2 separate regions of the Homo sapiens genome follow, and region 2 is linked to region 1. A link is a contact called in ENCODE Hi-C data. All regions are on one chromosome and are shown on one strand. Each heading gives the region's core, a stretch centred on a gene start or an enhancer-like site at or near the end of the contact. The rest is flanking DNA. Distances are from core to core; before and after follow the strand shown. Region 1 holds the start of XXYLT1-AS2 (XXYLT1 antisense RNA 2). Region 2 overlaps ACAP2 (ArfGAP with coiled-coil, ankyrin repeat and PH domains 2).

Evidence for each region. Hi-C counts contacts between places; a loop is a spot of excess contacts on that map. Pooled maps may share reads with other maps.
Region 2: a map with no recorded cell type shows a loop between it and region 1 (2.9-fold over the local background). The contact joins the enhancer-like site here to the promoter of XXYLT1-AS2 in region 1. A Hi-C loop is called at or near these places in 6 of 37 single-sample maps with no recorded cell type and 5 of 50 pooled maps.

Annotation. Positions count from the first base shown.
Region 1 is chr3:195,145,943-195,150,897 of GRCh38, reverse strand. XXYLT1-AS2 (XXYLT1 antisense RNA 2) reads right to left here and starts at 3,027. Exons shown (of 2, transcript NR_102711.1): 1 at 2,793-3,027. All of the region lies in intron 3 of XXYLT1 (xyloside xylosyltransferase 1), which reads left to right. It overlaps LOC105374296 (a long non-coding RNA gene), which reads left to right. Exons shown (of 2, transcript XR_001741088.2): 2 at 240-1,627. It also overlaps the pseudogene RN7SL36P. RefSeq lists enhancers at 472-681, 2,910-2,959, 3,200-3,309.
Region 2 is chr3:195,394,107-195,398,957 of GRCh38, reverse strand. All of the region lies in intron 1 of ACAP2 (ArfGAP with coiled-coil, ankyrin repeat and PH domains 2), which reads left to right. Among named protein-coding and RNA genes, the nearest start is that of ACAP2, 46 kb to the left of the region's middle. RefSeq lists an enhancer at 4,115-4,204. Within about 2 kb of position 1,722, at least 2 of the 41 ENCODE cell types and tissues checked have a DNase peak (open chromatin) inside an H3K27ac peak, as active enhancers do.

The DNA.
Region 1 (4,955 bases), core at 1,778-4,277:
GAGAGAGAGGGAGAGGGAGAGGGAGAGAGTGTGTGTGTGTGTGAGAGTGTGTGAGAGAGTGTGCGTATGTGTGAGTGTGTGTGTATGTGAGTGTGTGAGAGTGTGCATATGTGTGTGAGTGTGTGCGTATGTGGGCTGTGGCCCTTTGTTATGGTCACTTTGTGGAGCTGGCCGCCTGAGGATCCTCTGAATGGGAGCTTGTTGGTGGCGGCATAGGCTTCCGGTTTCATTCTCCCCAGGCTCTGCGGGCAGCCGTGTGCTGTGTGAGCCCCGGCCCACCCTGAGGAGGAAGCGGCAGGCTATTCCTGTCAGCTGCTGATAACATGCCACCAGGCGGGAATTCGCTTTTGTGTTAAGTATTTTAATCATGTCCGCTCGTTCACCTTTTTAAGTCACATGGTTTTATTTGCTGATGGTGCTGTGCCAGCCTCGGGTTCTTCCAGACGCTCGGAAGGAAAGCTTCTCTGCAGGCTGCGTCATCCCACTCCAAGGACTGGTGCTGGGCTCCCAGGGGAGTGTTGGGGAGGGAGTGAGCGCCAGCACAGAGGGAAGAAGGGAGGGTGTGGACTGACTACCTCTACCACTCAGTTGCTGTGTGACCTTGGGCAAGTCTCTTGACGTCTCTGAGCCTTAGTCTCTTTAGCTCATGAGAAATGGAGATTATAACACTATATGTGGCAGAGTTGAGGGAGATTGAATCAGATAATGTATTTATGGTGCCTAGCACGAGCAGCACTCCTGGGTGGTGGTGGCAGCGTTATCCACAGTCCCAGCTTGGCCACTGATAAGTTCTGTGAACCTAGGGAAGTCACTTAACCTCAGCCTCAGTTTCCTTATATGTACGGTTGGGGCTGCTGACAACTTAGCAAAATTATTGCTCATCTTTTGGCTTCTCAGCATCTTAACCCCTTTCCTAGAATTTGGGAATTCTCTGCCATAGAAGCCTGCCTCCTATTATGGAAGACAAAAACGCTGGATATGTTATCTCCCGGCTTCCTCGCAGCTAGCTAGGGTGTTGGTACTGTGTTTCCCTCCTTCCCGCTTCTGCGGAAATTACCATCATACATTTATTAATAGTGTCTTATCTATACAGACCAGTTTTTATGGCTTTACCCTAAACATTGTAAGGTATTTGCAAAACAGAAACAGACAGTATTACAAAGAGAAAATAACTAGTCCGCAATAGTGAAGAACATTTTAATATCCCAGAGAATATTGGAAACCAGGGGATCAAAGATGGGGGGAGGGACGAATGTAGATTGCAGTATAGTTGCAGCAGAGGAGGAAGGGACGAGGACAGGGGGAGAGACCGAGGACTGTGCCCGAGGCAGCCCCCACTCCCTGTTTCACTGAGCCTGGCTTCCACTTTCCCCCGTGCGTGGGGTGTTTGGTCCCTGCTACGCTGCACAGAGGGTGAACATCTGGCCCTTTGCTTGCTTCCAGGTTCCAGCCATGGCTCTAGCCCTGATCTCCAATATGGTTTCTGTTCTGTTCCTGGCCCATGGAGATGTTTATCTCATTTTCAAGCCGACTATGCCCTTTCCTCCTGTTGCCCCCCCATCGGATGAAAACAATTGTTATCTAAAACTCATCATTAAAAAGTGATACATTTTTGTTTTGAATAGCATATGGAGGTTATTATTTTTCCAGAAATTTTCTATATTTTTATCAGGGGGTGTGTGTGTGTATATGTAAATAAACTCTCTATACCTTTGTACATCTTTTTTTGTTCACTTAACAGTGTATCTTGACCATCCTTATACCTAAGTCAGCCTTCTTTGATAAATGTTGCTGGTCTCTTGGTATGATTTTTCTTTTTACTATGAAAACCTTTCAACATATACAAAAGTAGAAAGCATCATGTAATATTTCTGGATGCCCCAATATTATAATATCCATGCAGCCTCAATAACTATCAGCCCTTAGCCAATCTTTGTTTTATGTCTCCTCCCACCCACTTTTCCTCTTCCCCTGATTATTTTGAAACGAATCTCAGTCGTCACAGCATTTCGTCTGTAAATGTCATTTTCAGTCTATTAGTTTCTTAAAAACACATCTGCTGTGGCCGAGTTTAGAGCTGAGGAGAGTTATATGAGCTCATAGTGTCACTCTGTCTTCAAGTTCCTCAGTCTGAAATCAGTTGGTACAAGGGAAGAAAATAGAGAGAGGCAGCACTAACCTCTAGCCAAGCACACTTTCCATCTCTCTGCAGATTGCCTCATGTCAGGATGTTAGCGTGACCGTCACGTCTGGAAGGCTTTATGGCTGATATAAATTCAGGTCCGTTGTTCACTAGGCATGAAGCCCTCCGTTGTAAGGGAACCAGCCATCACCCTCATTACGAGATGCATAAATGTAGGACTTGAAGATAAAAGCTATTGGGTTCTTTTCGTCTCTCTGACACCTGAAGATGAATTTCTTGAACCTTGTTCTCGTGTTTAAAAAAAAAAAATTAACCAAGATTGAGCCTGTCAGTTTCTATCAGAGTTAAATCTGAGTAAAGGAGAAAAAAGCTTGCCACCTTTTAAAATAGTGATTCCTTCACTCCCTGGGAGTTAGAAAACTGGGCTAAGTGTTTTTGTGTAGCCCGTGTGACCTGGAGGCCGTGCTATAACCCCTGCAGGAATTACTCATAAAAAGGGAGGGATGTACCTGCCCTGTGGTAGAGATCAGAAGTCTACTCTGAGGTTGTTATTTTTAAATAACATCAGTGGAAAAGGTATTTTAAAAGGAAAACTCTGTACAGAGAACCCAAGCGGGATTGTGTTGCTGTCATTGTGACCGTCTCTTACCTGATGGCTCTGCCTCCCGGGCAGGCTAGGAGCTCCGGGATGACGTCCCAAGACTCGGGCGCATAGCGGGGGCTGCTGAAGATCGGAGTGTGAGGCTGAGAGATGAGGTCCAGGTGGAGCACGTGAAAAGCTTCCTGTGTCTGAAAACACGACTCCTTCCAGTTCTTTTGTCTGTCTGCACATTATGAGTATTTTGGTACTACTGAATCCGTTTTTAAAAGTTCACCACGTCGTGCCTGACACAGGTGTCTCCTGAAAGAATGAGTGAGGAAGTGAATGCGTGGAAGGGGTGGGACTGGGAGGCAGCCCTTCTGTTCTGTTTATGCCGTGCAGACCAATGCCAGGCACTTCGATGTTTGTTGAGTGAATGCAGGAACAGATGTGTAGTCAGAGGGCGTTTCCTCCGCGGTGCTGGCCAGCTGCTAAGTCAGGCTCTGTAGTCCCATTACTGGTCTTAGAGAAGTTACTTTCACATTCAGTTTTTGTTTGTAAAGACAGTCCATGGGAAAGTTTGTTATTCTCAGTTTGTTTGTTTGAGACATAGTTTCTTTCTTGTCGCCCAGGCTGGAGTGCAGTGGTGTGATCTTGGCTCACTGCAACCTCCGCCTCCCGGGTTCAAGCGATTCTCCTGCCTCAGCCTCCCAAGTAGCTGAGATTACAGGCGCTGACCACCATGCCTGGCTAATTTTTGTATTTTTAGTAGAGACAGGGTTTCATCATGTTGGCCAGGCTGGTCTCGAACTCCTGACCTCAGGTGATCCACCTGCCTGGGCTTCCCAAAGTGCTGGGATTACAGGTGTGAGTCACCATGCCCAGCCTATTCTCAGTTTTTTATTTGGCTCATTGTGTGTGTGAGCCATAGGATTGGTCCCATGAGGAATTACGAAGTAGAAGACATGCCTCTTGCTTTCAAGGAAGATATAACGTGAGGGAGATAGGGTAGATAAAACTTAATGAAAACGCAAATGCCTGCGGTGTCAACACTGAGTCAGTACTGCTGTTTAGAGATATCCCATGGACAAGATACATAGACTTTTTGCTGTAGGAACTGTAAATTTTACTGAGTGGCTCACCTCTCCCTCAGCTTAATATTCTGCCTTCAGCTGGGCATGGTAGCCTGCACCTGTAGTTCCAGCTACTTGGAAGGCTGAGGCAGGGGGGTCACTTAAGCCCAGGAATTCTGTGGGTGTCTGCACTAAGTTTGGCATCAACTTGGTGACCTCCTGGGAACGGGGGACCACCAAGTTGCCTAGGAAGGGATGAAGCAGCCCAGGCTGGAAATGAAGCAGGTTAAAACTCCTGTGCTGATTAGTAATGGGATTACGCCTGTGACTAGCCATGCACTCCAGCCTGGGCAACATAGCGAGACCCTGTCTCTAAAAAAAGAAACCAAACAAACAAAAATGGAGTTCTGCCTTCAAAATGCTAAGAAGTGGGTATCACATTCCCTTCTTTCCTCTGAAAAGTCTCTCGGAGTGGTGTTTGGCTTTGCAATGCAGGCGTAGCCTCTAAGAGTGCTCTTGGGATAGACCAAACTCTGTGCCCGAATAGAAAGCTCACTGGGCAGGCATTTGCCGAGGGTTTGGCTATGCAGTAGAGAGAAACCAGACCCTGTCCTCCAGGAGCTTGCAGTGGGACGTGGGTCTGGACAGGGCTACAGTGGAGGCACAGCGGCGGATGATGGGCCCGCAGGACTGTGTGCTTTGTTGCATTGCTGCAATCTGTTTCCTATGCCAAATAAACATCATCGCATTGAAAGAACCTTATTTGTAATCCAGGCAGCAGAAAGGCTTATCTGTAAGCATCTTCCTGGGGAAAAAAAGCAAAATAGCACAGTTGAATCCCAGTGGCATGTGTACAAGAGGGACCTTCTGTAACAAACCACGTGTGGAAAGGACTGAGCTGAGCGTGACCAGCCCCACATGAAGGGAATTTCTATATGGCTCCATGGCCATCTCAGGTGCAGACTTCAGCCACAGGACTGCATTTCTTCTGTGGGTTCCTAAGTGAAACGGATCTGAAGTTCCCATCCCTCTGCTTCCAGGGTAGCAGCAGAATTGGCTCTTATAGAAATATCAAACTTTTAATCTGAGCCTGGGGTTGAATTGAACATCTGTCTCCTCCTCCTGCCTTAGGTGACTTCTTTAAATGAGCTGCTTACTG
Region 2 (4,851 bases), core at 473-2,972, 250 kb before region 1:
AGAGTGAGAGAGCTGAGGTCTGGTGTGATTAAATGATTTTCTCAGGGGCTCGTATGAGTTGACAGACTAAAATATTGGTTTCCATTTCTAGTTTGTTTTTCCACTACTCCCTTTCCTATTACAGGACTGAATTTCTCATGGATCTAGCTAGGTTTGCTTAGTAGATCAATTTGAGCACGTAGGAGCAGTTACAACATTTGTAAGATAATAAATAGAGAAGAAAGACCTTTGAATTTCATCCCTTGAAACTTTTGAAAACAATGAAGGCAGAGACATTTTATTTATTTATTTATTTATTTATTTATTTATTTATTTATTTAGAGTTGGAGTTTCACTCTTGTTGCCCAGGCTGGAGTGCAATGGTGTGATCTTGGCTCACCGCAACCTCTGTCTCCTGGGTTCAAGTGATTCTCCTGCCTCAGCCTCCCGAGTAGCGGGGATTACAGGCATGCGCCACCATGCCTGGCGCATTTTTAGTAGAGACAGGGTTTCACCATGTTGATCAGGCTGGCCTCGAACTCCTGACCTCCCGTGATCTACCTGCCTTGGCCTCCCAAAGTGCTGGGATTACAGCCGTGAGCCACCATGCCTGGCCAGTGGAGATATTTATAAAAGGTTATTATGTAACAAATATACAGTTGCTTCTTGGCCTTTTGGCTAAGATTAAGTGTAAATATAAATTTAGAACTGTAACCTTCCTTCATACTGATTCTATGTTGGTTCTCCTCTGTTTTTAGGCTCTTAGAGGAGTTGGATAGAACCTTCCTTGATAACCTTAGAAACCAAGTGGATTTTTAAATATTTCATCATTTTATATGTCATATATATGTAGTCCTCTAGTCTAGATTGAAGTTAGGAAGTTAGGAGAGGACTCCAGTCTGTATTTGACGTGTGATCTTTGGAAAGGGACAGCAGTATTGTGTTTTTGTCTCTCTTCCAGTAAGCCTTTTGCACGCCTAGAAGTGTTTTCTCTTAAAGGAAATTAGATTTGCTGTTTTAATTGCTGATCTTAGGCCTGTTTTAACTGTTTTTGCCCCTTTTCAGACTATTTCAAATTCATTTTGGAAGTATGTGATGATCTTATTACTGCTTTCTTCTCAGGTGGCCCCATAACATGAAAACAAAAAGAGATTGTGCATTTTCTTTAACACTATGTAAATAATCATAGCTGACATTCACTGACTACTTAGTGTTTTCACATGTATATTAACATTTGTCATACGTCTCTGTGGGAGAGAGTGTTGTTTATCTATGTTTTAGAGAAGAAACCGAAACACAACTTGTTCATCATTACACAGCTAATAAGAAGTATAGTAGCGATTCAAACACAAGAAGTTTTCTTTTTTTTTTTTGAACTTTATTCTACTGCCTCTCAACATAGAGATATTGTAGAGACCCAGCATAGAGGACCCAGAACTTAATCAAACTAATAAGGGGTGGCCATTCACATTATAAAAGTATTTAATGGAGCACTTCTATTAAAAAGCAGGTTTCTAGAGTGTGTGCTGTGTTGTTTTCTGGTCGAAAACAGAGGGAGTAATCTCATTGGTATAGGACCTTTTCGTCACTCTTTTTTAACCACTTAACAAATCCCAGGACTGCCCTTGGGTCAGTGGGCCATCCTTGATGCAGCTGTTGTCCTTTCCTTGCAAAGAATAGTCCAGCATTGCCCAAGGTACATAAGGCTGTTGAGCTGAAAGAGGAAGTTGACTTAGGGTGATAGGTACTATGATGGACACATACATATAGGCACCTCTCCTGAGTCTCTAAACGGTTATTCAATTTACATGCAGCTTTTAGAAATACATGTATTATATAAAACAAAAGAATACAACAGTTTCAAAATCTGCACATTTTGAATATTTATTTCTATTTGATGATTTCTTTATTAGGTAGTTATGACTTAGAGCCTGAAATCCACCTTTAATGTTTGAGGATATTTATGTGCCTATTAATGATCTTGAATATCCTGCTATTGGCAATTTAGATTGCATCACCATGTGACCTAATTTTTTTTAAATTATTAATTTCATTTTAAGGCTATTGCCAAGTTGGAATGAAGGGTTTTTTTTTTTTGGTGGTGGTTGTTAGTTTTTAAGGATTTTAAATGGATGGGAAAAATAATTATTTAGCATACTTCTTCTTTTTTTTTTTTTTTTTTTTTCTTTTTTGAGACACAGTCTCACTCTGTCTCCCAGGCTGGAGTGCAGTGATGCAATCTTGGCTCACTGCAACCTCTGCCTCCCGGGTTCAAGCAATTCTCCTGCCTCAGCCTGCCAAGTAGTTGGGATTACAGACATGCGCCACCATGCCTGGCTAATTTTTGTATTTTTAGTAAGACAGGTTTTCACCATGTTGGCCAGGCTGGTATTGAACTCCTGACCTCAAGTGATCTGCCTGTCTCAGCCTCCCAAAGTGCTGGGATTACAGACGTGAGCCACCGTGCCCGGCCCATACTTCTTTTTTCTTTAAAATAATTTTATAAGGAAAATGTAATGCTCATGTTACACATTTAATGTATTTAGTTATTTTAATGTATACTCTTTTTACAAACAGTAGCTTAGAAAGTTTATTGCTACAAGAATATGCAGTTATCTGAGTGGAGAGAGTTCTATTTTTGAGCCTCATTCATTTCATAGCCATGTCTTGGTGGTAAACTTGCTGTTGGATTTTTTTCTCTTCTAGTTTTCTTATTTGTTTTTTTTTGAGATGGAGTTTTGCTCTTGTGTCCCAGGCTGGAGTGCAGTGGCGCGATCTCAGCTCACTGCAATCTCCACCTCCTGGGTTCAAGTGATTCTCCTGCCTCAGCCTCCCTAGTAGCTGGGATTACAGGTGCCTGCCACCACGCCTGGCTAATGTTCATATTTTTATTAGAGAAGGGGTTTCACCATGTTGGCTGGGCTGGTCTTGAACTCCTGACCTTATGTGATCCACCCACTTCAGCCTCCCAAAGTGCTGGGATTACAGGCATGAGCCACCACACCCAGCTTCTCTTCTAGTTTTATGTTTTTAGGTAACTATTTTTCAATTGATAATAAAAAACTATGATGCATGAATAGATAAGAGAATGAAGGTATTGTTATTAAAAATAAAGTATCTGTTTTTCTGAATTCTGGGCTTATTCAGCTTCTTAGAGTACAGACTGCTAGAGCTAAGTCCAAATTTTATTTTCTTTTATGTATTTCATATATGAGAAAAGATTTTCATTCATGTTCTTATATTTGACATTCTTAATGGTCAGTAAACTTTCTGTAAAGGGCCAGATAGTAAATATTTTATGCTTTGTGGGCCATATGGTCTCTCTTGCAGCTACTCAACTACGCCATCATGGCGTGGAAGCTGCCATAGAGACTACGGAAGTGAATTAACTTGTCTCTGCTTCCGTAAAACTTTAGAGGAACAGAAATTTGAGTTTAATATAATTTTCATGCATCACAAAATATTATTTTTTAAAAATATTTTTCAGCCACTTAAAAATGTAAGAACTATTTTTAGCTTATAGACTTTGTAAAAACAGGTTATGGGTCAAACTTGCCTGTTGGGTAATTGTTTGCTGACCTTTGTGACTGTGCTCATTGTCTTCTCTTTTCTTCCCTTTCTCTTAACATCTATCTCCCTTATTACTTATTCTCTGTTTTGCTCATTTTGCTGCTCAGTCATATATTTTATTTCATTATTAATGTGTATATAACTTGATTTTTTTAAATTAAATTTTAAGCTATGGAGGGTAGGGGTCTATAATTTTGGCCTCTTTATTGCCTTGCATTTTTATAAAAGTTATGTGCTTCGTAAAAATTGGGGAGGATTGCAGAGAATTAATATCTATCATTTAATATTTTGAAAGATTGTTGGGTAAATTCTTTTATTTCACTTATTAGTTTTTTAAACATATGTCCCAGAATGGTTCTATCTCAATGAATAGAAGTCATCTATTCATCTGCGAATTGATTTTGTTCTTTGTGTCATGTACTGTGATTGATGATATGAACAGTCCTCATTTAGTCTTTACCACCCCCTACTTTAAAAAAAAAAAAAAAAAAGAGATGGAGTCTTGCCCTGTGGCCCAGGCAGGAGCGCAGTGGTGCAGTCATAGCTCACTGTAACTTGAAACTCCTGGGTTAAATAAAGCAATCCTCCGGGCTCAAGCAGTCCTCCTGCCTCAGAATCCACAGTAGCTGGGATTACAGCCACACACTATGTGCCTAGCTAACATTTTTTATTTGGAATTTTTTGAGAGACTGAGTCTTGCTTTGTTGTCCAAGCTGGTCTCAAACTCCTGGCCTGACGCTACTTTTTGTATTTTTAGTAGAGACTGGCTTTTGCTCTGTTGGCCAGGCTGGTCTAGAACTCCTGGCCTCAAGTGATCTGCCCAGCTCGGCTTCCCGAAGTGCTGGGATTACAGGCGTGAGCCACTGTGCCTTGCTGCTTACCTTTCTTTAAACATGTTGTTTTACAAAAGTGAATTAGTAGAATTGCACAGTGAAATAAGATTGGAGAAGTTACAAAAAGTTTATCCCAACCCATTTGTTTAGTAGAAACCAACGATTAAATCTCAAACTGGTCATTTCAACTAATTTGCTTGAAAGAAATGGAAGACTGAGTAAAGATAAATAAAGGTTAAAATGTAAATGAAGAGGGTATCTGACAATTAGCGTACTTAGTGAGTTTCTCCCTTGGCTCAACAAACATTTTGTTTGCGTGTCTGTACTGCTATGGGGAACTGAGACTAGTGAGCGAGGTGCACAGTGATAGAATGTGTGTGAGGTGCTGGAGGGGCACGGGAGGGTACGCCATTCAGCTTGAGTGGTTGAGGGGTTCCAGGAGGACCATGTCTTGGGGAGATGGTGTTTG